Regions from separate parts of the Mus musculus genome. Here regions 2 and 3 are each linked to region 1. A link is a loop called in an ENCODE intact Hi-C map of the cell type or tissue named here. Cell type or tissue: left cerebral cortex. All regions are shown on one strand.

Region 1 (8,000 bases):
ACAACTTGTAGCACGTTCATTCCTACCACATAGGTTCCGGGGATTAACGTTGGGTCATCAGGCTTGGTGGCAGATGCCTTTGTGTGCTGAGCCATCTTGCTGGCCCTAACTGCTGTGTTTTTAACCCTCGTTAATCTGAGGTTAAACCCCATCACAGAGCCACAGTTACTGATGCTCACAAATGGAGCCCGGTCCCTCCTGCTGCTGCTGCTGCTGCTGCTGCTGCTGCTGCTGCTGCTGCTGCTGCTGCTGCTGCTGCTGCTGCTGCTGCTGGAGACCAGTTCAGCCTTTCACCCAGCGGGGTTGCCTTTTCCCTGAAACAGAATCAGGAAGGGAGCGAGCGTCTGAGAGGACAGAGGGATGAGGAAGACTGCTCAGATAAAGTAGTTTTGCCTCATTTTGGGGTATAGAACTTCAACACACCTAATCTTTTCTTTAAGATTTATTTATTTATTTTATGTATGTGAGTACACTGTAGCTGAACAGATGGTTGTGAGCCTTCATGTAGTTGTTGGGTATTGAATTTAGGACCTCTGCTTGCTCTGGGCAATCCTGCTTGCTCTGGTTGACTCCTCTGGCTCAGTCCCTGTTCTCAGTCCCAAAGAGTTATTTATTGTTGTAAATAAATACATTGTAACTGTCTTCTGACAGCACTAGAAGAGGGCGTCAGATCTCATTACAGGCGGTTGTGAGCCACCATGTGGTTGTTGGGATTTGAACTTAGGACCTTTGGACCATCGAGCAGTGTTACCCGCTGAGCCATCTCGCCAGCCCCATTACACACCTAATCTTATTGGAGTTTGGAAGCTAAGCAGGGTCCAGCCTAGTTAGCACCTGGGCAGGAGACAAAAGCCACCCATTACAGAGTTCTCCTTTCTCCTTGATGCTTGAGAGAGCTTGAGAAGTAAAGCTTATCCCAGGCTAGGCAGGGCACTGGAGAGCTGCAGCCCAGCCCTGCATGGCTTCTATATAGCTGTTATGGCCACCATCCTCCCTGGGCTTTCCAGGGAGAGCGCAGGAGACCACAGTCCCGTCCCCGTCCCCGTCCCCGTCCCCCCACCGTCCACCCCCCCACCCCACCCCCCCGCATGCTAGCCAGTCTCCTTGTGATTTGCCCACAGGAAGCTGGCCAGTGATGCGAACATAACCCAGCAGTGTAAGGACCACGACTGTGGCCTAAACACTAAGTGGGAGGGCCAGGGGTCACCCAGGCCTGTTTGGAACTCAAGGCTTCAGGAGCCCTCTAAGGAATGAGTGGTCTGGAGGAAAAAGAGCAAGAGAGAAAGCGCCTGGCAGCATTTTCAGGCTTCAGCTGCCTGTCTGTCATCCACCTGGCCGCCACTGGGAAGAAAAGCGGCCATCTCCTCCACCCCCAACTGCTGTGGGGAGAGAAACGTTCTGTGGAAGCTTGTTCTCTGTTGCCCTGAGGGAAATGTCACTCTAGCCCCTGCCAGACGCCCCTGACCAGGCTGCACTGCCCGTTTTCCAGACTTGCTGGGTTCTCTGTGTCTCTCCCTACCCCTTCCCTTCTACTCCCCGTCACAGACCATCTGTCCCCCTGCACTGCCCACCCTCAGCCCTTTTAATAGCATTGTCCCTAGAGAGAACTGTCTCCAGGTGGTGTCACAGCAGGTGGGGGGGAGGACAGGACACCCCAGTGCCTTGAATTGAGGTGGGCGGCAGGGAGGCAGGTGGCCAGGATAGTCCTAATGAAGGAGGTTTCTCAGGTGGCTAAGCTCCCGCTGGGGTGGATGGATGAATGTACACATCGCAGAAAGGAAGGGAAGAAAGGGCAGAGGGAGGAGAGAGGACACCATTCTAAAAATACAGCCATCTGCATCGCTAGTTTCCTGGGAAACCTCTGGAAACAAAGCTCAGCAGGGCGTAGGGTGTGATCGTGTGGGGATTGTGGGGATCGGGGCTTAGGGTGGCAATTCCTCCTCCTGCTGCATTGAGGGTTAGGATGGAGGGGCCCGAGCTGCCACTGGGACGCAGGAGGGGGAGTCTGCGGGCTTCACTGCTAAGAACAGCTGGAGACAGAGCCATAAAGGGAGGGAGAAAGGAAGCCAGGTCTCCAGGGACTGACCGGGACCGACCGTCCCTTCACTCTCTAGGTGGTATGGTGCTCTAGCATGAACACTGAACAGGTCTCTTCCAGCCTCACCTCACTTCCCATCACTGTGGAATGAGACAGCAGAGTAGGCACTTTACAGGCTGGGAGATAGATGCCTTAGAGGCCGGAGGAATTGGGGCCAGGCCGCGGTGGCACTCGCCTCTGATCCCAACCCACTTCAGAGTGGACACCCTTCTCTCAGTTCTTATCCACGGCTACAGGGGCAATGCCTGAAACCAGTTATTATGCATATTTTGTAAGGGTCTTACAGTATCGCAGGATGGCCTTGAATTTACAACCCCTCTGCCCTAGCTTCCCCTCCACCGTGTGTAATGTGCAGTCTCCCAGGCTCTTTCTGTGGGGCCTGTTTATATCTTATACCTGGGATGATACTGAATGCTTTGTAGCGGCTTTGGAAACACTTATCACCTGGGTTCTACATGTGCCGTGACAAGCACGTAGCATCAGAGGACAGCTCGTGGGATTCAGTTCTGTCCTTTGCCACTGCGCGTTCTGGAAACTAAACTCTAGTTGTCTTATTTGGTGGCAAATGGCTTTACCTGCTGAGCCACCGCACTAGCTCTGTTAGCTGCATTTTATTGTTATACAACATTTCCCCATGAAATTGAAAATTATCTTAGTCAAATTACCAAAGTAATGTGTGAATCTCGTAGCCCATTGGTGAACTTTTGGCTGCTTCTGACTTTTCTGTTGACGGTGACACTGGAGAGCATTCCCAAAGCTAAGTGAGCCATTAGTCACCCCCTGGGTTCCTTACAAAGTCTCCCTTGTTGATTGGGACTTGCTGAATCTGACAATATGAATATTTAGAATACCTTATCTTTTGGTAATTCACATTGGCTACACCCCAGCTGTGTCCTCAATCCGTGGTTTGCGCCTTTTGAAGATTTTTCATTCATTTTTGCCAACCTGACCCTCAAGAGAACAAAGGTGTCAGAGATGATATAAGTATTTTAATTAATTTCTATTTTATGTGCATTGGTGTTTTGCCTGCACATGTGTCTGTGAGGGTGTCAATGCCCTGGACCTGGAGTTATAGACAGTTGTGAGCTGCCACGTGGGTGCTGGGAATTGAACCCAGGTCCTCAGGAAGAGCAGCTGGTGTTCTAACTGCTAAGCAATCTCTCCAGTCTAGAATACCTTATTTTAATCTGAATGTCTTTGGGTATCTCTCTGTGTTTTAATGAATGTTTGACTCATTTCCCTCCTGGGTATCTTCTGGCCTCTGCCATCATGCCCAAGTGAGACAGACACAGTACTGCCTCTCCTGTGCGCGCGCGCGCACACACACACACACACACACACACACACACACACACACACGTGTGCGCGCACAAGAGAGAGAGAGAGAGAGAGAGGGAGAGAGAATGCCGAAATGTGTACACACGTGTATAGATGTGACCCTTTCTCTCTAAAAGGTCAGACGTTTCTGTGTCTGCCAGAATCAGGTCCGGGACCCTCTGGTGACTGCCGGCTGAGATCACATGTGTTTTCTGTCCTAAGCCAAGCCCTGTTCAGGTTCCAGGAAAGAGAGCTTTCACCTCCCATCCTCTTCAGCTTCAGTCTACCAAAATCTCTGCAAGCAACTCTGAGCTGCTCTCATCCCATCTCTTTCTTGCCTCTCCATTGAGCCCTTTTGCCTCACAATAAATGCAGGGTTTTGTTTAGAACCTTCAAGGTTCCTTTGCTGCTTAGTTTTGCAAAACATGACTTTATTTGAAAAACAAATACAGTATAATAGTCCTTGGTACAAGCAGATCTTGGTCCCCTGGGGACAGCAGCCCTGCCCTGTGATGTCCTCACCCGGCAGCTTCAGAACAAGGCCCAACCTCGTACTCCCTTCCTCCTAGGGCTTCTGCTCCACGACGTGACCATGGCAGGGCTGCAGGAGCTGCGATTTCCTGAGGAGAAGCCCCTGCTCCGCGGCCAGGATGCCACTGAGATGGTGAGTCGCCCCTTCCAGGTCCTGGGGCTGAGCGCCACCTTGTGGTGAAATTGGAAATTGTGTGTTCTTGTCTTTCCTGTTGTCATGGACCCTCCCTGTGAGAGCTCAGAGCTACCCAGAACTGATGTTCATTCCCTGAGAAATGTGTCAGGGCCAGCCAGCCTGAGTGCCCAGCCCATGTCGCTGGGTATGGTCCCCGCTCACCTTGCTTTGCAGCTGGGAGAGGCAGGAGCCCAGAGCCTTCCACCTTTAGCTCCGTGTTTCCTTTCCACCCACCTTCAGCTTCCTTCCAGAAGAAGCCGCAAGGATTGGGATCGGATGGATGGCTTAGCCAGCGCTCTGGGGAATCCCAGCACATGAGACCATAGCCCTGCCCCTGAGAGCATGGTCTGTCCTTCCTTTAACACATAACTCCCAGGTTAGTTGAGGGTAGCTCGTGAGGCCAGAAGTGAACGTATTTGGCAAGCTCTTCAACCCAGGTTCATCCTCCTGCTAGGATGCCTGCGGGAACCTCCTTCCTGCATCCCCACTTTTCTCCTTGCGCAGTACAACCCTTTAAAGACACACAATAATAGTCCTATGCAGCCCTATCTGTTGTAATGGGGAGACCCTCCCCAGAGCTCAGAACCACCCTAAACTGACTCTCCAATGTTCATTCTTGAGGCTGGGGGATTGCCTTCTCTTTACCCTGCCTCCCTCCTTCCCTGCCTCCTTGAACCTTTGAGCGTATCTGCCATATTCCCAGGTGCTTCCTCTGCTGGAAGACATTAGCCCAGGAATGCATAGAACAGGCTGTCACACCCTGACCCTGAAGCCCGGGCTGGCCTGTTCTGTGCCCAGGTCTCTCCAGCCTCCTGCAGCACATTGCTATCCCTTTGTCCTGACTCACAGTCCTTTGCTTCCAGTTCGTGGCAACCTCCTTCTTCCTTCTGCTCTACCCAGCCTCTCACTTCCTGCCACCGGGGCCATAGCTTGCCTCTCTGGAGTTTGGATCTGTGTTGCAGTCTCACGAGGAGGTCTCAGTCCTTGAGTCAGCACAAGGTTCTCACTGGGTACCCAGTGGCCTCTGCTTTTCCCAAAGGGGCAAAAAAAAAAAAAAAAAAAAAAAAAAAACCACCCAGTGCAGCCTCCACGTGACTCCCAGCAAAGTCCTTGAGGTGTCAGCTAGCTTTACCTTACATTGTCTTTGGGAGCTGCCGTTTCTCGACCTGTGATGCTGGCAGAGTCTCATAGCACCCTGAGTGCAGTGCCTGCCTGACCTCTATGTTCTGAGTGGCTGTAGTTTGCCAGGTACACATTCTTGTTATCCCACGATCCACCCTCCCCCCACCCCGCCCCCATAGCCATGGTATCCACAGCGGGGGGGGGGGGGGGGGGGGGCTTCAGTTAGTGAGATAGAAGCAGCCCAGGAAAAGCATCTGTACACACTTTTTTTTTCCTTGCCTTTATTCCCTTAACAGCAGAGTATAGCAACTATTTCCATGACATATGTCTTCTAGAAGGTGTGTTCTGGGCAACCCAGAGCCGATTTAAATTGTGTGAGAGGAGAATCGTAGGCTCTGGGCAAAGAAAATGCCATCTCAGAGAAGTGGGCTCTGGTACCTACAAAAGACTCTGTAACCAATGCAGAGGCGGGAGGGTGACTATATTCTATATACATCTCGACCTCTATAAGCCACTTTAGACTAGCTCTCCCTGAGGACTGCAGAGTCCTGGGATCTGTAAGGTGCTGCCTGCTCCCTCTCTGCACCCCGCTGGTCTCCACACTCTCCTGGGCTTTCCTAGCATCCCGACCCTCTCCTGCCCTTTGTTTTGATCTCATATATACCTCCTATGGCGCCCAGGGATTCATGTTGGATTATTTCTTTCTGCTATCTCTTGGCTTGTGGACCCCATCCCTCCCACACTCCTATCTCCTGAGCCCCCAACATCCCGAGAGCACACTGCACACCCTACCATTATCTGCCTCATCCTTTCTGTCAGATTTTGTTTTTAACAGAACCGCCTCCCTCCTTCCCCGATGTAATTACCTTCCCACTTGCTCTTCTGTTTGGTGAGCTTGGTGAAGGGCTCCGTCATCAGTGAACAGCCCTACCCCCTTCTGCCAGCAGCCCCCCTTCCTGAGGGGTTCCCAAAGTGGCTGCCCTCCCTCCCTTGGCCCCTGTCGTTCCTCCCAGGCCTTGGAAGAATCAGTGGGTCTCACTACAGAGCTGAGGCTGGCCTTGGACTTAAGATCCCCCTATTCCACCCTCCTGAACGCTGGAAATACCTGCAGTGCTATGTGGGTGTGTTCTGAGCCGTAGGCCCCTCATTTGTGAAGGCAGGTTGTTCATTTGATCAGCCTGTGTTCAGGAGCCCACTCTAGTCCAGCCTTTACATGACCAGATACGGTCCCCTCCTCAAGGTACCAGAGGCAGGACAGGCAGGGATCAAAGATGCATGCCACTGACAGTTTGACATTGACCCAAGGTTTGAGACAGTAAAGTGGGCAGTGTGGCTGGCCTTGACAACACCTAATATCCATAGGTCAGGACAGTGAACAGGCCTCAGCTTACCCACCCAGCCCTGGGCGTGACAGTCATAGTGCTTCTTGGCTCCTTCATCCTCTTCCCTTATGTGTAATGAGGCAGAGATCTCAGTGCTTTCTGCCTGTGGTGCAGCTCTGAGTCTCCCCGTTAACCCAGAAGATAGAAATCCTTGCACCGGGTAACCTGTGAGTCACTTCTGTTAGCATGAATGTAGACTGGGGATCAGAAGATGGGTCTGCTCTGTGCAGAGCCCTGGGAGCTGGGTTAACTTGCCCCCTTTTGTTTGTTCTCCTTAGGATAACCCTGACGCCTTCCTCTCAATTGTGGACACAGACTGGAAGGTAGGTTGGGGTTCAGCCTCTCAAATATGGGACCCATATCTGTCTGGACTTCTCTCCCACTGGGCTGGGTCCTAGAGGAGAGTAATAGCCTGTCCATGTGTCCCAGTCTCTGGTGGTGAGGGCAGGGCCACCTCACGGCCTAATGACCCCCACGGCTCACAGCAGCTCCCCCTGCCCAGTGAAGGGGTTGGACCCTCTGTGAACAGGACAGTTGGAAAGGAAGCAGAGGCCTCCGGCAATGAGTGTGCAGAAAGGAGCGAGGGATGCTGTCATCTGAATCAGCATTTTCCTCCGGTGAAAGCTAGGTTGACTGTGAAATAACTCTTGTTTCCATAGCAGCTGTTGCCTGGACAACCATGTCCCGGTTAGTTTGATGCCAAAGGTACCATGAAAATGGAACTCGCTCTTTGTTTTTATTCCTTCACATGATGATTTTGCTCACTTGGCCAGCTATCCCCCCTGCCTCGAGTCCCTTAGGAACGGTTTATTTCCTGGCACCAGAATATGTCTAACAGCAAGCATAGGATGGAGAGGGAAACGGGGTTATTGGGTTCCCAGACGCCACTGGCCACCCAAATAGGACAAACCCCCTCCTCCCTGCTGGATGGAAGTCACCTCCAGGCCACATCCTTAAATAGATAAGCGTTGGGCAACTAGGGCAACTAGATGGTGGGACCCTGGTTCTCAAGACCTCTTACTTGGTGAAGGACAGCAAAGGAATCCTCCTGTCACTCTGGGAGCACTACATAGAGGCAGGTTTTGTTCGGTTTTCCTTTTTGCAGAAAAGCAGCCACAAAAGATGGCTGTTACCTGGGCCACAGCCGGGGAGCCATCTTCATCCCCAGCTTCACAGCGGCAGGCATTGTCACTGTCGCTGGCCTTACAGGGTCAGCGCGGGTGACAGAAGCAAGACAGAGAAACTAGAAAAATACAAGAGACCGGATTCTAGGTCCAGCAGTGTCCACCCCACCCCTGCCATCCTGCTCCCAGACTGCTCGCCTCGTACGAGGGGATGGTGTCCAAGGGTCCAGTGCTCAGACACCCCCAGTGAC
Region 2 (8,000 bases), 270 kb before region 1:
AACATTTCTGAGCACTAAATCCAAAGCAGCTAAAATGCACAAGAGACATAGGACTGAATGTGCTAATACAGAAAAGATCACTTAGGTGTGGGAGAGGCTCCTGGGTACTAAAACAAACAAACAAACAAACAAACAAACAAACGAGCAAGGACAGTGTTGAGCGGGGCATTGGCATTGCACACCTTTATTCCCAGCTCTTGTGAGACAGAAGCAGGTAGATCTCTGTGAGTTCGAGGCCAGCCTGGTCTAGAGAACGAATTCCAGGACAGTTGGAGCTATACAGAGAAACCCTGTCTCAAAAGACTAAAACCAAAAAAAAAAAGGGGGGGGGGAGGGCTAAAACTGGCCACATAATCAATGACTCAACCTCAGTGATTAAAGCTCCTTGTTCTTGTTCATTAATCAGCCTGGTGATTACAATTTTATTTTCTGTTAAGATTTGCATATAGGGAGAAGGCACTGAGGAGCCTGACAATACTTTTTTAACACAGACTATTAAAAATACTGCTCTGTGCTTTACCATCAGTCTCTGTACGCTCTATCAATGAGTCCAATCTAAATCTACCCCACTGTGTGTGGTGTTTTCCAGGTGACATCTGTGAGGCTCAGCCAAGAATAGATCAAATGCCACCCATCTGTAGGATCCTCTTCAGCATTTAGTTCTGTGTGAAGCATAAGCTAAGTGTTCAAATATGTGCTGACTCTGGAATCTGTCACCCTAAGAGCTGGCACATCTGAGTAGGTTCAAGGAGGGTTTTAAACATTCCTGGATAACATATCGACTGTAGACTATTATAGGAAGCTGGAGATCATGGGAGCGTCAGAAAGCACATGAAACTAGTGGCATGAAGAATGCTTCTTACAAAACACCCTTTGGTGCCATTTTCAGGCACAGGGGCTAGATGGGCCTCTCATCTCTGCCAATGGGGAGCAGTTCTTGGGTTGTCAAGACACAAATGTCACATTGAAATGCTTCTCAACAAAGCTGGCCACAGTCAATGGCCTCCTGCTCTGAATTCTGGGCTACTTTCCAACAGAGATTAAGAGCACAAAGGCTCAAGTCTGTGTAGAACATGCCAGCACTGCCCACCTCCTTCCCCAGCACTCCCAACCAAAGTAGCAAGATTTCTCCTGTATTTTCTGTGGAAAATCAGGCAACTTGTTGAAGGAAGACTCTGTCAAGAAGTTATTTCCAAATGCTGTGGTATAGCACACTGATAAGAGCTGGGAGCATTCCAATAAAATGCTGTACTAATTTTATAACATACACTAGTTATTTCCAATAACACACACATTCCTTCTAAAGAAGGCAGCTACAAGAACAGTGAAATTCAATGGACTAAAAGAGACAAAAAAAAATAATTAGGCTCTCAAGTCTACTATCGCTAAAAGGCAACTGTTGCCACTTATCCAACATTGTTTCAAATCATGGCCTCAGTCCTAACACTTCCGAAAAGCTCTCCATCCAGAGTCAACAAGAGGTCTTCCCAGCTCAGAAAGGCAGCCAGAACTCACAGAAGGAAGTGCCTTTCTGACCTTCTCTAGGTTTACAGCTTACAAGTCTTACCCACTAAGTCCTTACGAAGGGAACAATGGCTTCCACAGCATGCAGAGGCCAACAGAGGGCGCTAGAATGCACTCTAGCATTCCTAGGTCTCTCCTCAGCCTGATTTGTTAGTGAATTACCATTTCCCCCTTTCAAGGCCCCTTTCAAAGGGTGGAAACACAAACAAGCTGGAAAAATGGAGTGGGGTGCAGATGATGATCCGGGACGTGAACACTCAAGGACAGGAGGCTTCCCAAAGCCTGCTCTGGGAGAAGGGAGTGGTTTCCACCCCTCCCCTCTAGAAATGACTACATTAAATTACACAGGCAGCCCGGCTGTGGTAGTACATGGGTGGGAACCTAGCACTTGCAAACTAGGATGGTCTCAGTATGTTTTGAGGCTAGCCTAGCGTACATAGCAAATGTAAGGCTAGCCAGTGCTATATAGTAATCCCGTCTCCAACAAAAACAAAACAAAACTAAACAAAACAAAACAGATGCAGGCTAACACTGCCTTTCAGGAAGTAACCCCATCCTCCGGGAAGCTTCTTGCAAACACATGTGGTAAGATGCATGTCCCCAGAAAGAGTTAACTTCCTTTCCTCGGCCCAGAGTTCACTGAGCAGACCTGGCCTTGGATGAAGATAAAATGCGGTCGATGCATTTAGTGCTCAAGGTTTCACTTTACTTCTTCCTCTAATTAGCTTATGACTAATTCTTTCATGATATATGCTCACCAGCAGAGTGTGGCCATGAACATTTTCTTGCTTTACTATCCTTTCACTAATATTTAAAATCATGGGCTGAAGCAATTAAGAGCACTGGCTGCTCTGGCAGAGGAGCCCAGGTTTGGTCCTACCACTCATATGTGGCTCCTAACCATATTACTAGAGTTCTGGGGATCTGATGTGCTCTTCCAGTCTCTGCAGGCACCTGCACTCACTTGGTAAGCAAAAAGGCAACCAAGTACGTACACATGACCATGCACACGCACACACACAGGCACACAGGCACACACACACACACACACACACACACACACACACACACACACACACCCCTCAGTCTTTAAAGTTAGTGTGATGAAGGTACACTGCTGGATGTCTGCGGTGTGCTTCCAGAGAAGTTTATGAGAAAAGACCCACCCTGAATGTGGGTGGTATCCATCCATCTTCTGTTCTGACTCATCACTGAATAAAAAGGAGAAAAGATAGGGGCCAGAGAGATGGCTCAGTAGTTAAGACCTGTTCTTCCAGAGGACCTGGGTTCAATTCCCAGCACCCACATGGCAGCTCACAACTATGAGTAACTCTGGTTTCAAGGGATCTGGCACCCTCACACAGATATCCATGCAGGCAAACACCAAATGGACATAATCAATGGACAAAAAAAAAGGTAAATAAACCAATGGACATAAAATAAAGATAAGTAAAAAAGTAATGCAAGATTAGTGTCAGATTTCTCTGCTCATTGATTCCTGGTCTTCATAGATGACCCAGTTGTCTGTCCCTGTTACCATGAACTTGGCCATATCTTTCTCCCTACTCCTACTATCTCCTCCAAGAGCCAAATAACTTCCTTACCTTAAGTTGTTCTGCCACAGCAGCAAAAACAGCAACAAAATTAATATCAGCATGCAAAGTAGCAGGCTTAACAGGCACAGTGGCTGCACTTAGGAGACTGAGGCAGGAAGATTGCTTGTCTGTGGCTACCTTAGGCTTTTTAACTTCAGATATGCCTGGGCTACATTGTAAGACTGAGTTTGGATCCTCAGCACCCACATAAGAGCTGGGGAAGGCAATCACACTGCCTATAACCCCAGCACTGTGAGGTGGGGCTAGGCAGACAGGCAGATCTGGGTTCAATGGCTAACCAGCTTTTGCCTACCTCCAGCCTCCACAAGCAAACACGTCAGCACATACACTCCACACATATGCATGCACACAACTACCCAGAAGTACTCAAAAAAGGAAAAGATGAGTGGATTTCATAATGACATGCAAATGCCATCATCTTGTATTCTTAGTCCTCCCTGTGAACCTTGACCCCTGCTATCCTACACATTAAGTATGTGGGGGCTTTTGAACCCAAGTTACTGGCAATTAGAGATGAGAATGATCCCCAGTATTACAGACACCAAAGGAGCAAACCTTAAGCTCATCTCACAGTGTTCTCCCAGGCTTTTCATGGTTGCTGGGCAACTAATAAAGAACACTGATTTCCCTCTCAGTGTGAGCCCCAGGGAGGAGGGTCAGGATGAGGGAAAAATAATACTACAGGGATCGGGAGGAAGCTGGCCAATCTCCACAGTTCTACAGAGTGATTCAAAAATAACACATTAGCTGTACCAGTCCCACTCGGCCCCCCTCCCCCACTTTCATTTTCTGGCTCCACTCACTCATTCTGCAGCGGAACCCTCAGCTATCTGGCATGTCCTCTTAATGACACATGTCCCAATTTACATTAAGCCCCTAAAGCTGTCTACTGCAGTAGGAAAGTCTGCCCAGGGCCAGGGGCCTGGCTCTGAGTCAGAAAACAGGCAGAGGGAGCCCTCTGTGGGAGACTGGTCAAAGCTCAGGCTCAAGGGACTTTGGGCTACTTACCCAGCTGACAGTAACTCCAGACATCTGCAAATGGTCCGTCCCTTCAGTTACCCTGGGCACCACAGTGTCTTTCTCTTTCTTTGTGCTCTGCTTTCCTTCCTTCTTTCTCTCTTGCCCTCGCTCACTTTCTTTTTTGTTTTTGTTTTTGTTTGTTTGGTTGGTTTTTTTTTTTTTTTTGGTTTTTTTTCAAGACAGGCTTTCTCTGTGTAGCCCTGTCTGGAACTCACTTTGTAGACCAGGCTGGCCTCGAACTCAGAAATCTGCCTGCTTCTGCCTCCCAAGCCTCGATCACTTTCTTTCTCCCTCTTTCTTTTGATTCTTGGTTTCTCTGTGTAACCCTGGCTGTCCCAGAACTCACACCGTAGACCAGGATGGCTTCACATTCACAGAGATCTACCTGGCTACTAGGATTAAATGTGTGTACGAGCACCACCTTGCTCACAGTGTTTCTTGAAAGGGCACAAGTAAATGAAGCTCACTGCTTTCATCCTGTTACAGTAAAAGTTATCAACCATAGAAATAAAGACCACGCCTGGGAAAGTGAAAATCATTTTACTCTTTCTATCCAAAGGCACTCAATTCCATTCCTGGAGGCCAGACAGACTTAGTACACATCAGCAAGGTTTATCAATTTAAAAGTCAGGGTCTAGGGTCAGCAAAGTGGCTCAGTAGATAAACCTTACTGCAGCTAAGTCTGCTGTCCTGAGTTCAATTCTTGGACCCACGTGGTGAAAGGAAAGAACTGACTCCTACAACTTGTCCTTTGACTTCTATGGACACAGGCAAGAAGATATGCCTGTGTGTGAGTGTACACACACACACACACCAAAAATGTAGTGACTTTTTTTTTTAAATTCTGGAGAGGGTCTTTATTCTTCCTTAAAATAAGAAATGGGGACCCAGTCATTATGACTACTTAACAAGATCAACAAAAGACTCTGATACAGTCACATTCCATGGAGAAACATTAGCAGCTGGGAGGGAGGAGGAGAGAGCAGCACTCACAAATCAGCCCAATGGGCTTCTAGTAGCAACACAAGCCAGTGCCGTGGGCAGCCAGTGCCATGGGCTCCCAGTGCCATGGGCAGCCAGCGCCATGGGCTCCCAGTGCCATGGGCAGCCAGTGCCATGGGCAGCCAGTGCCATGGGCTCCCAGTGCCATGGGCAGCCAGTGCCATGGGCAGCCAGTGCCATGGGCAGCCAGTGCCATGGGCAGCCAGTGCCATGGGCAGCCAGTGCCATGGGCAGCCAGTGCCATGGGCTCCCAGTGCCATGGGCAGCCAGTGCCATGGGCAGCCAGTGCCATGGGCAGCCAGTGCCATGGGCTCCCAGTGCCATGGGCAGCCAGTGCCATGGGCTCCCAGTGCCATGGGCAGCCAGTGCCATGGGCAGCCAGTGCCATGGGCAGCCAGCGCCATGGGCTCCCAGTGCAGCAGCAAAGCCGACTGACACTCACGCAGTGCAGTGCAGGAGGAGCAACATTCTTCGTTTTATTTCTGTTTTGAGACAGTACATCATTAAGTCACCCTAGCTAGGATTTGCTATTATGTTCACCAGGCTAGACTCAGACTCCCAGAGACTCATCTAATTAAAGTTGTACCCATCCAGCCCTAACATTCTTAATAAAGGTAGTCGGATCTGTTGGTTCCAGAAGTAAAGGGACATTAAAGAACCTGTTGATTTTTTTCTAAGCTCTTGGTCTGAAAGCCAACAAAGATCTGTCTCAGCTCTTAACTAAGTCCCAGTGTGGGGACAGGAGGATGAAGAGGCTGGGAGCTGATAAAATGACCCTGTGGGGTCAAGGCAAGCATCAGAGGCACTGCTACCTCTGCTCTGTGACCAAAGACCAAGGAAGATGTGGGTGAAGGCCAGGAGCACCAAGTGCGTGCGGGAGGTTTTGCGTGCAGAGCGCTTCATGGCCTCCATGCAGCAGGAGCCTGTCTCTAAGGAGGGAGTGGAACCGGTGAGTGAGCCTGGACAACTAGTTAGTCTCAGCGCTGCCTCAGTGCCACATTAGAGGTTTAGGAGAGGAAAAGCCAAAGGACAATGACTACATCACCTTAATTTCAGAAGCCTAAGCAGATGCTACACCTAATCTTTCAAGATCGTTTTTCATAGAAACCAAATAGGCATTTTCTCTGTGCACAAACGCAAAAGTCAGAATAGTAAATACTTGTGATATCAAAATAAGGACTCAAAATAATCATCCCAGTCAGTGTGTAGTGCCTCCTGGCAAAGGGCCAAGGCACAGGTTGGTAATGTAGACAGCCCTGTCGCCCCTACCCTACAACCAGACTCTGACCTTATTACAGCTTTGCCTTAGTTCCCAGGAGAAGGGTGATTTTCTTTGTACAAGGCCTATCACTCAGATGTTGCTCAATAAATCATTGATAAACATGACCAACTCCAGTGTTTCCTTGACTGGACTGCATCCCCAGTTACTGAGATCGCTTAACTGAGGAAAAGCCTGAATACAATAAAGCTGATGTGGATAGGCCTAAACTTCTTCTTTTTCTCTTGCCCCCTCTTGCCTCAGTTGGAGAAAACTTCTCCCTTAAACACTAGTTTGTCAAATCCAAACAAGAGTTAGAAACGTAATTAATTCCTGTTTTTGCAAGAATGTCTGTTTAATTTGCTCCATGTGACTCTGCCCTAATAATGTTGTGTATGTTGTTTATGTCATCAGGGTACCACTGGACCTTTAGAGGCGTTGTTAAGGGACACAGTGCACCATGGTTACTCTGCTTTCTATGCCATGTGTAAACATGTTGACTAGTCAAAAACTCGGGCTTGAAAGAATAAAACACATCACAGAGAAAAGCCAGGGGGTAAATGAACCCTCTGATAGACGCTCCGACACTTCTTTCCCATCTCAAAACAGCATGTTCTCCAGCCCTGTTCTGACTGCTTTACACCAACACTTCAGACAGCTCAGTTTCCAAGTTCAAGCAGCACACAAGCCTGCTCTCTCTCTGTGCCCTCTGGCTGTGCAGAACAGGCAAGATACCAAGGCTGGTGAGCACCCTCCCAACACTGCCAGGTGGACTGTCTCTGGGTTCTCCCTGCAGGTCTCATTTAAGAGCTCCTGCTGCTTCATTTCAAAGTGAACGAACACTCAGGAGATTGTGGGATGGGGGGAGCTAAGGGTCCGCTTCCTATGGGATACTCTTGACATAACTCTAGCTATGGATCTGAAAGAGTTGGTCAGACTGCTTACATACCAAAGGCCAGATCTTGAGGAACTCTCAACTGTCTTAGCCAAATGACAAGACACTCCCAACAGGTTTCTCTCAAAGCTGTCCTCAGAACACACGACTGCCTAGCAGTGACAAACAGAAGGCAATGCAGGTACTCTGTCAACCACTGTGTGTCTCAAAGCCCTTCTCTGTGAATTAGGAAAGACATTGTTCTAGTCCTACTACGAATAATCTTGACTTACTCCACCCATTCTATATACATCTCTATGAACACCACACTAGGCATATCACCTCTCTCCATCTTCCCCAGCCGAGGGCAGAACTAAAGATATTCCCTAAATCACCTGGCTTCCACATTAGAGTGACCACTTTATATTCAAAAACAAAACAAAACAAAAAAACGGTCCAGCTCACTGCCCCAGGAATCTTCATGAGAAAAGAAACGGCAAGGCATTTCATCTAGATCTTAATATCTCCAAAAGTGAACAGGGAAGGCCACCATCTCATGTGGCAAGCAAAAACACCATCCATTCTAGAGGACGGCTGGATAAAAATACAGAGGCTTGATACTGGCTCTCGAGAAGCCCCTAACAATCACCTTTTTGCAGGTTTCCCAATGGAGAAGGCCAGTACAGGAAGAATAGTACGGACTCTA
Region 3 (8,000 bases), 190 kb before region 1:
TCTGTAGACCAGGCTGGCCTCGAACTCAGAAATCCGCCTGCCTCTGCCTCTCGAGTGCTGGGATTAAGGGCGTGTGCCACCACTGCCCGGCATGAACTCGTTTATTAAGTGAGTTATGGCAGAGTCCTATGGCATTGAGGTTAGAGGCACAGACGTTATCCCAACCCTTGAGAGGTTGTGATTTGAAGATAGAAGACCAAGGTCAGCCTGTACTACATATAGAGATTTTTGTCTCAACAAACAATTGTTATCATCAGTTTTTGGTTTTTTTTTAAAGCTAAATTGCTGTGTGCTTGCTTATATGATGTGTCCGTGTGTGTGCCTGTGAGTGCGTGCTCACGCCATGGTGCACATGTGGCGGTCAGAGGATAACGGTCTGACTCAGTCCTTTCATTCTTCTGTGGGTTCCAGGATGGAGCCCAGGTGATCAGGCAAGCGCATTTCCCCACCAAGCCGCATTGTTAACCCTCATGCATTAAAAAAAAAAAAAAAAAATTCCAGACAGTTTTTCTCTGAGTAGATCAGTCTAGCCTCATCTGCTTGTCTCTGCCTCCTGAGTGCTGGGATTAAAGGTATGTGCCACCACTGCCTGGCAATAAATTACTTTTATGTTCAAATTGTCTGTTATTTTGCTGGAGTGACCTCCTTCCAACTGGGTTCTGAGGATTTTTTATTTGTTTGTTTGCTTGTTTGTTTAGAGATAAAGTTCACAGGTAGCTCAGGTTGGCTTGAACGCCCAGCTTCCTGGGATTAAAGGCGTCCGTCACTATCCCCAGCAATAATTTAGTTAGAAAGGATGCTCCAGGCTCTTGATATATTTTTCCTGCCCCAGCTCTGCGGCCGACGACCACTTCAAGATGTCCTTATTCCTTTCTGTAGAGAACAGTTTTTAGAAGTCATGATATTGATGTGAAGTGTGTTCGGCCTCCCTCGTCCCGCCCCCATTACTGCACTTGTCTATATCGGAAGCTCTGAATGGAGTCTAAAGTGTCCATCTCAAGCTAAAACCACAGCACTTGTCCTAGAGTTGCCTCTTCTGGTCTTCATACCGCCTCCAACCGTGCTCAGTCTGGCAATGCAGAGCTCCTGCAGCTGGAGGAGAGGATGTTACAAAAAAAGTCCCTATGAGGCTATGAAGGAAGAGCATTCATTCACCGTGCAGGTTTTGGCACGAGAGTGTTTTGGCAGGACTCAGCTTCCTCTGCAGCGGCCTGGGCAGAAGTGCCTGCCATGTGGGAGGAACAGCAGGAATCACACAGCCCTGTAACAGGGAATGATGGAGGCAGACATTTATGGACCATTGTAAAGATTCTGATTTGTCAAATGACCATGATCGGAAGCTATCAGAACACGCTGAACAGAGGAGGGGGATGGCTCTCAAAGGCCTTGTTCTAACTGTGAACGTGAAAGCCAGGAGACCAGCCATAAAGGTAAATGAGGAGGTTGGTTCACAGGTATGAGAAAACGCAGGTCTGGGAGTCTGTTTGGGAGGCTGGTTAACTGGATGGGACCTGTGCTCTGAGAGGCAGGTTGGGGTATCCATGATATAAATACAACTGAAAACCTAGGGACAAATGTGGAGAACTTTTGGGGGTCCCTAGGCAGGAATCTGATATTGGCCAAGGACAAGGAAATGGGCTTCAGGCAGGAATCTAATTTTAGGCTAGAACAAGGAAACAACAACAACAACAACAACAAAATAACAAAAGAAGTAGACTTCAGGCAAGAATAGGACTTTGGGCTAGAGCGGTGAAGTAGGCTCAGACACCTTGGTCACCCTGATAAGCCCTTAGAAACAGTGATCACAGAGGTGATCGTGGGACTCTGTTTGTTGCCTTGCTTGTTCCTTGACTATCTGTGTTTGTTGTCTTGCTTGTTCTTTAACCTAGAACTGACCTTAATACTTGCATGAAATTAAAATGGTATAAAGGCTGTTTGGGAAAAAATAAACCTGCCTCAGTCTCAGAATTGACTGGGGTCATGCTGCAGCACTGTCTAATCGTCTCTTCCTTTTAAATCCTCGCTCCTGCACTGGAGAAGCTGTTGACTGTCTGAGAGGGCTTGGTCAGACAAGCACATGTGGTTGTGTGGTACTTGCTGATGTGTTAGAATAGCGTCTAAAGTCTGAACACAGAACACCAAGCCAAAGCAGTTTCTCGAGTTAAGAGGTTTATTGGGAGAGAGAGGGGGAAGGTGGTGGCAGAAAGAGAAAGGGGGAAGAGAGAGAGAGAGAGGAGAGAGAGAGAGAGAGAGAGAGAGAGGAGAGGCGTTCCATATATATGTGTGTGTGTGTGTGTGTGTGTATGTGTATATATATACACATACATATATATATATATACATATATATATATATATGTATGTGTATATATATACACACATATATATGGAAGCTGATGTGATCACAGGTAAAGGTGGGAGGTGAGCCCAATGGATTCTGGGAATATGGTGGCCGTTGTCTTGGCAACAGGCATGTAGGTTACGCTGTTACCTGTGATGTCACAGGTTTCGGAGGTCCTGATGCCAACACTTGCTGCCACTGTCTGTTTACTGGTGAACGATGTCAATTGTGCTTTGGGGCCACTGACCTGACCTGATCCTTTGCTGTGTCCTGGAATGTGGCTCCTAGGCAGTGCTATCAGATTTCTACTGGAGCTTTCTGGAATCCCTCCCTGCCCTTCTCAATGAGTCAAAACTCCCACTCATCTGATAAGCTAATAAATAACATGGTATTGACTTTTCTAAGATGCCTACGCTTCCCTGAAGGATTAACCTTTTTTTTTTTTTTCTTTTTAAGGCAGCAACTTATTTACTTGCTAGTGATGAAGGAGGACACTTTATTCTGGGTAGCTCTCAAATACCACTGCCCTACTTAAGGTTCTTATTGCTATGATGAAACGTCAGGACCAAAAGCAAGTGAAGAAGGAGAGCGTTAATTTGGCTTACACTTCTACACAGTAGTCTCTTACTGAAGGAAGTCGGGACAGGAACTCAAGTAGGGCTGGAGGCAGGAGCTGATACAGAGGCCATGGAGGGATGCTGCTTATTGACTTGTTCCACATAGTTTGCTCAGCCTGCTTTCTTATAGAACCCAAGGCCACCACCCACAATGGACTGGACCCTCCCTGATCCATCGCTAATTAAGAAAATGCCTGACAGGCCTGTCTACAGTCCGATCTTCTAGAGGCATTTTCTCAACTGAGGCTCCTTCTTCTCCAATTACTCTAGCTTGTGTCAAGTTGACATAAAGTTAGCTGAGCATGGTAGCCTGTATCTGGAAGTCCAGGACTTGTGAGGTAGGAGGTTGAGAAGTTCACAGCCAGGCTAGTCTGGGCAACAGAGATTCTATCTCAAAAAACAAAACCCCAAACACTGAAGGAAGAAAACAGACTCCTCTTCCAGCAGCCATCAGCAGCCAGCTCAGGGTTGGACTTCCTGGCTTCCTCTTCACTCTCTGCTGAGGTTTTGTGAGGGTCTTGTGCATGCGGCCACAGCTGCTGTCAATTCATATGCACAGCTACTCTGTTGTGTCCAGAAAACATTGTTTCACCACGACCTCCCACTGCTCTGGCTCCCACAGCCTATCAGCTCTCCCCTCCAGGCACCTGAAAGGCTACTAAAGCACTAAGAGATGCCACCACACGCATGCGCAGATTGCCATACGCTAAAGGGAGTCTATGATTTTTTTTTAAACTAGAGTCCTCATGAAGTTAGAGGAAATAGCAGTGATAGGGATAGGGGAGGAATTAGAATGGAGAGAATGGTGTGTGTGTGTGTGTGTGTGTGTGTGTGTGTGTGTGTGAATCTGTTCAAAATACACTCTCTGAATGTAGAAAATTTTCAATCGGAAATAAACTTAAAAAATAAAAAAAAAATGAAATATGGATTTCTAAATAGCCCCCACCCCCATAGTTCTCTCAACCAGAAAAACATGTCAGATTAATAGGCGTGATTTGACAGTTTTTAAAAATATAAAGAAACAAATAATTTGCATTAACAAATTCTCATCCCTGTCCCCAGTGAATAAAAGTTAAGTGGTCTCCAAGAATTTACATCAGCGTTTTTCCTAATAGCCTCCTAGGTGGAGGCAACCCATGTATTTACTGACTGACTAAGTACAATTCTGTATATCTGTCTGATGCAATATTACTTGGTAATAAAATAGTGAATTACTGATACAGGCTGCAGCATGAATGAGCCATGAAAAACATTAAGCCAAGTGAAAGAAACCCGTCACAAAAGCCCCACACATTGTATGACTTTATTTATAGAAATCTCTAGAATAGGCGAATCCGTAGAGACAGAATGTGGATTCCTGGTTGCTAAGGGGTGGGAGGAGATGACAGTGACTGTTAATCAGGATAGGGCTTCTTTTTAGGGTGACAGGAATGTACAACTGTGTGAATCTGTCAAAAGCCATGGAGTTATGTACTTTAAATGGCTCTATGGTATATGAATCATATTTCAATAAAATAGGATATATTTTTTTAATGCAAGGAAGGAAGGGGGTTCCTGGGAGGAAGGGAGGCAGCGGGTAGAGGAGGAAGAATTGGAGTAGAAGAGGGAGAAAGAGAGAGAGGAAGAAAAGAAAGAGGAAAAGGAGAGAGAAAGGTGAGCAGGCAGGAAGCCTGGTCCGAGCAGTGACTAAAGGAAACTCAATGTCTCAGGGGACTAGCCTCACCTTCCTGGAGTGTGGATGGAGAGAAGGAAGAGGAGGGAGAGGAGAAAGGACTACAGGAGCTTTTGCTGGTTTCCCTTAGGGAGAAATTATGCTGTACGATGTGGATTCAGAGGGGGGAGGGGGGAGGGAGAGAGGGAGGTAAAGAGGAAGAAGAGACTGGAGAGAGGGCTCAGGTGTTAAGATCACCAGATGCTCTTTGGGAGGATTTGGGTGAGGATTTGGATCCCAGCAGCCCTCCCATTGGGCAACTCACAATGGCCTGTGACTCCAGCTCCAGGGAATCTGGCGCCCTCTTCTGGCCTCAAGGATCATCTGCACTCACTTGGCATACATACACTCACACATACATGTATACAAATAAAAATAAATAAAATTTAAAAAAAAAAAAGAAGAACGTTTGAAAATCCCCCAAACTGAAGAAACAAAAGAGCAGCACGCGTCTTTTCAGTGGGTTCTGTAGCACTGTGCAACAGAGCAGATGGCGTGGTTTCCGGGTTTTGTTTTGTTTTTTGGTTTTTTTTTGTCTTTGTTTTGTTTTGGTTTTTTTTTTTTAGAAATGTACCTTCGTTGGACTTGAAGCAGACTCCTCCCTGGAGGCCAGAGTTGATGAAGTTATATGTTAACTGACAGAATTTCAGCAGTGAGACAAATAATTTCTGTCTGCTAAGAAAGGCTAACATCCTAGCAGGCATGTTGAGGCATGCGCATCTATAATGGGGAAAATGAGTCAGTAACATTGAGTGTGTGAGGCCAGCCTCGGCTACATTGTGAGACCTTGTCACACACATATATAAAAGATAGACCAAAGATTTTATTGTTCTGTGGCCATTGATCAATTTTGTTCTGAACAGGACAGACTGCTTTTAGCATGCCTTTTCTGATATGGGACATACAACTCTTTCCTGTAAGAGGAAAGATGGTCCTTTGTACCATCTAACATCTGCCTGCTAACAAACATATCTTGGGTGCACGCTCATTTTAATAAGAATTTAAAGGTTTTTAATACTCTCCAGATAATATTTTGACAAGGAACAAGAGTCGTTTTCTGTATGACAAAAAACAATATTGGGGCTGGAGAGGTGGCTCAGTGGTTAGCTTTGCTGCTCTTGAAGAGGACCTGGATTCCATTCCCAGCACCCATGTGGTGGCTCAAAACATCTGGAACTCCATTTCCAGGAGAGCCAACACTTTCTTCTGACTTTTACAGGCACCAGGCATGCACACGGTACACAGACACATATGCAGGCAAGTAATTCATACACATGAAAGAAAATAAATCTTTTTAAAAAAAAATTTTAACTGATACTGAGGCTGGAGATATGGCTTAGTGGTTAAGAGCACTGGCTGCTTTTCCAGAGGAGCCAGGCTTAATTCTAAGCAACCACACAGCAGCTCACAGCTGTCTGTAGCTCCAGCTCCAGGAAACCTGAGGCTCTCATACAGACACACAGGCAGGCAAAACAGTAATGCATATAAAATTTAAAAAAAATTATATATTAAAAACGTGGTACTGAAAGTAATGCTCTAGAATAGAAGATACCTGAACTTGTACCAGAAGGGTCTCCTTTTGCTTTGCATAAAAGAGACATTGCAAAGGATTCTGGGTACTTAAAGCCCGGGGAAATATTACATTACCATATGTAAAAGGAAGGTTAGAGGAGAGCAGCAGACAGAGACGTTTTTGCTCTTGTTTGCACATGCATGCATATGGGCACACATACTACATATTCTCTCACACACGACAACAACAACAGACACAAAGAAAGGGATTATGTTTAAGTTCTTATAAACATATACATAGGGAAAAAGAAGAATAACAGAGAAAGTATCCTTTTCTATTCTTGCCTATCTAACACTTTCAGTACTAGATTTGTGGTGTTTCTCTCCCCTCCCCACACACCAAGTATCCCACCAAGATTTGCTAACAAGCCACTAGCTGGGCAACTTACAATTTAGCTCAGTTTTAACATAGAGCTCTACCTGGAGACAGAGTCATATCCTACAGGTTGAGGGTCCGGCCCCCACTCTGGGTACCAGTCTCACGCACAGTCTGTAATCTGTGCTTCCGACCAACTGAGAACCTTAACTGAGGTTCCTCCAACCCCCCTGGGGCTCAATCACTTGGTTATTAGGAAAGAGATAAGAAAGATTACAGATAACAGAGTGTGGCATACAGAGCCAAAGGAAGAGGGGAGTGAGCCTCATACCCTACTGGCTGCCCTTCTGCAGGTCCTATGAGTTCACTTGTCCTAAAGCAACCAGAATGCATTCTGGGTGTTCATGGACATTTCCAAGGTAAGCATGACCAAGTCGCTGGCCATCAATGAGTGTCTCACCTTAACATTCATCTTCCCGTCTCTGCTTCTTATGACTTTAGAGACTCCAAGGGCTTCAGAAGCTACAAGCAGGGACAGAAACCAAATGTGTGTCCCGTGGTTTGAATGTCCTTACCAAAAAAAAAAAAAAAAAAATCAAAAAATCAAAATTTAATCTTCCAAATGTCACCCATGCCAAAGCCAAGAAAACCTGTGGGGGTGGTAAGATGGCTCAGCGGGTAAGAGCACTGACTGCTCTTCCAGAGGTTCTGAGTTCAAATCTCAGAAACCACATGGTGGCTCACAACTACCTATAATGAGATCTGACGCCCTCTTCTGGTGTGTCTGAAGACAGCTATAGTGTACTTATGTATAATAATAAATAAATATTTTTTAAAACCTGCTTTATAATAAAAGGTGCTACAAAGGAATAGGAAGAGTCCTGAGTGTCCACACCATGATTAGAATTATGGGAAAACCAATGAACCCCTTCCAACCCCCACCCCACCCACCTGCCCAGTATCCCCCCTCAAGCCCCGCTAGGGAGAGGCATAAGGAATGACAAAGGTGATTTTTGTTGCTGTTATCGTTCTCTTCTTTCTTCGGGACTATAATTCCTGTCCCTAACTTTGGAACATTACACAGCCATAATAATGAACGAGGAGGCTCTCTATATACTGACACTGGTGATGCCTTGAATATATATTGAGTGAGAAGAGCAAATTGCCAAGCCATGTGCACAGCATGATCCATGTTTATAGATGTAAAATTATACCAAGAGGTATGAACGCTTGCATATGTGCATAATGAGGCAAGGCCACAGCAATTATATTGGAGAGAAGTGGAAAGCGAGGCACTTCTTCTCAGTTAGAGTAAGAGGCTGAGAAAATCCTCTGTCTCATCTTAAAGATTAATCAAAACTCACAGTAAACAATCCTCAGAGGTTAAACCCATCAAAAGCCGGCAAAGGGAGCAGCAGAGAGGGGCTGCAGCAGGTGAGTTTTT

What was found. A loop is a pair of places that touch in the nucleus more often than their neighbours do. Peaks named below come from ENCODE experiments on the same cell type or tissue, not always from the same donor. Only the 100,000 strongest peaks of a DNase experiment are listed, where the experiment ranks them.
Region 2: a loop joins it to region 1, with 2.2 times the contacts of the local background. A loop is called at or near these places in 2 of 42 quality-filtered maps.
Region 3: a loop joins it to region 1, with 2.1 times the contacts of the local background. A loop is called at or near these places in 2 of 42 quality-filtered maps.

Annotation. Positions count from the first base shown.
Region 1 is chr8:95,693,210-95,701,209 of GRCm38, forward strand. It overlaps Ndrg4 (N-myc downstream regulated gene 4), which reads left to right. Exons shown (of 17, transcript NM_001372423.1): 2 at 3,985-4,079; 3 at 6,904-6,948. It overlaps Gm51585 (a long non-coding RNA gene), which reads right to left and starts at 5,138. Exons shown (of 2, transcript XR_003947588.1): 1 at 4,284-5,138; 2 at 3,826-4,117. In left cerebral cortex, a CTCF peak has its summit at 4,127 (motif pointing left); DNase peaks (open chromatin) are centred at 1,649, 2,509, 3,696, 4,125 and 6 more places; H3K4me3 peaks cover 494 bases; H3K27ac peaks cover 6,678 bases.
Region 2 is chr8:95,426,179-95,434,178 of GRCm38, forward strand. The region is part of intron 1 of Cfap20 (cilia and flagella associated protein 20); the gene reads right to left. Among named protein-coding and RNA genes, the nearest start is that of Cfap20, 4.7 kb to the right of the region's middle. RefSeq lists an enhancer at 330-2,136. In left cerebral cortex, CTCF peaks have their summits at 1,625 (motif pointing right) and 4,104; DNase peaks (open chromatin) are centred at 916, 1,612, 3,944 and 7,255; H3K4me3 peaks cover 1,680 bases; H3K27ac peaks cover 2,740 bases.
Region 3 is chr8:95,501,489-95,509,488 of GRCm38, forward strand. 4933406B17Rik (a long non-coding RNA gene) reads left to right here. Exons shown (of 4, transcript XR_879118.2): 4 at 880-1,921. Among named protein-coding and RNA genes, the nearest start is that of 4933406B17Rik, 9.1 kb to the left of the region's middle. In left cerebral cortex, a CTCF peak has its summit at 4,976 (motif pointing left); DNase peaks (open chromatin) are centred at 1,142, 3,617, 4,321 and 4,913; H3K27ac peaks cover 613 bases.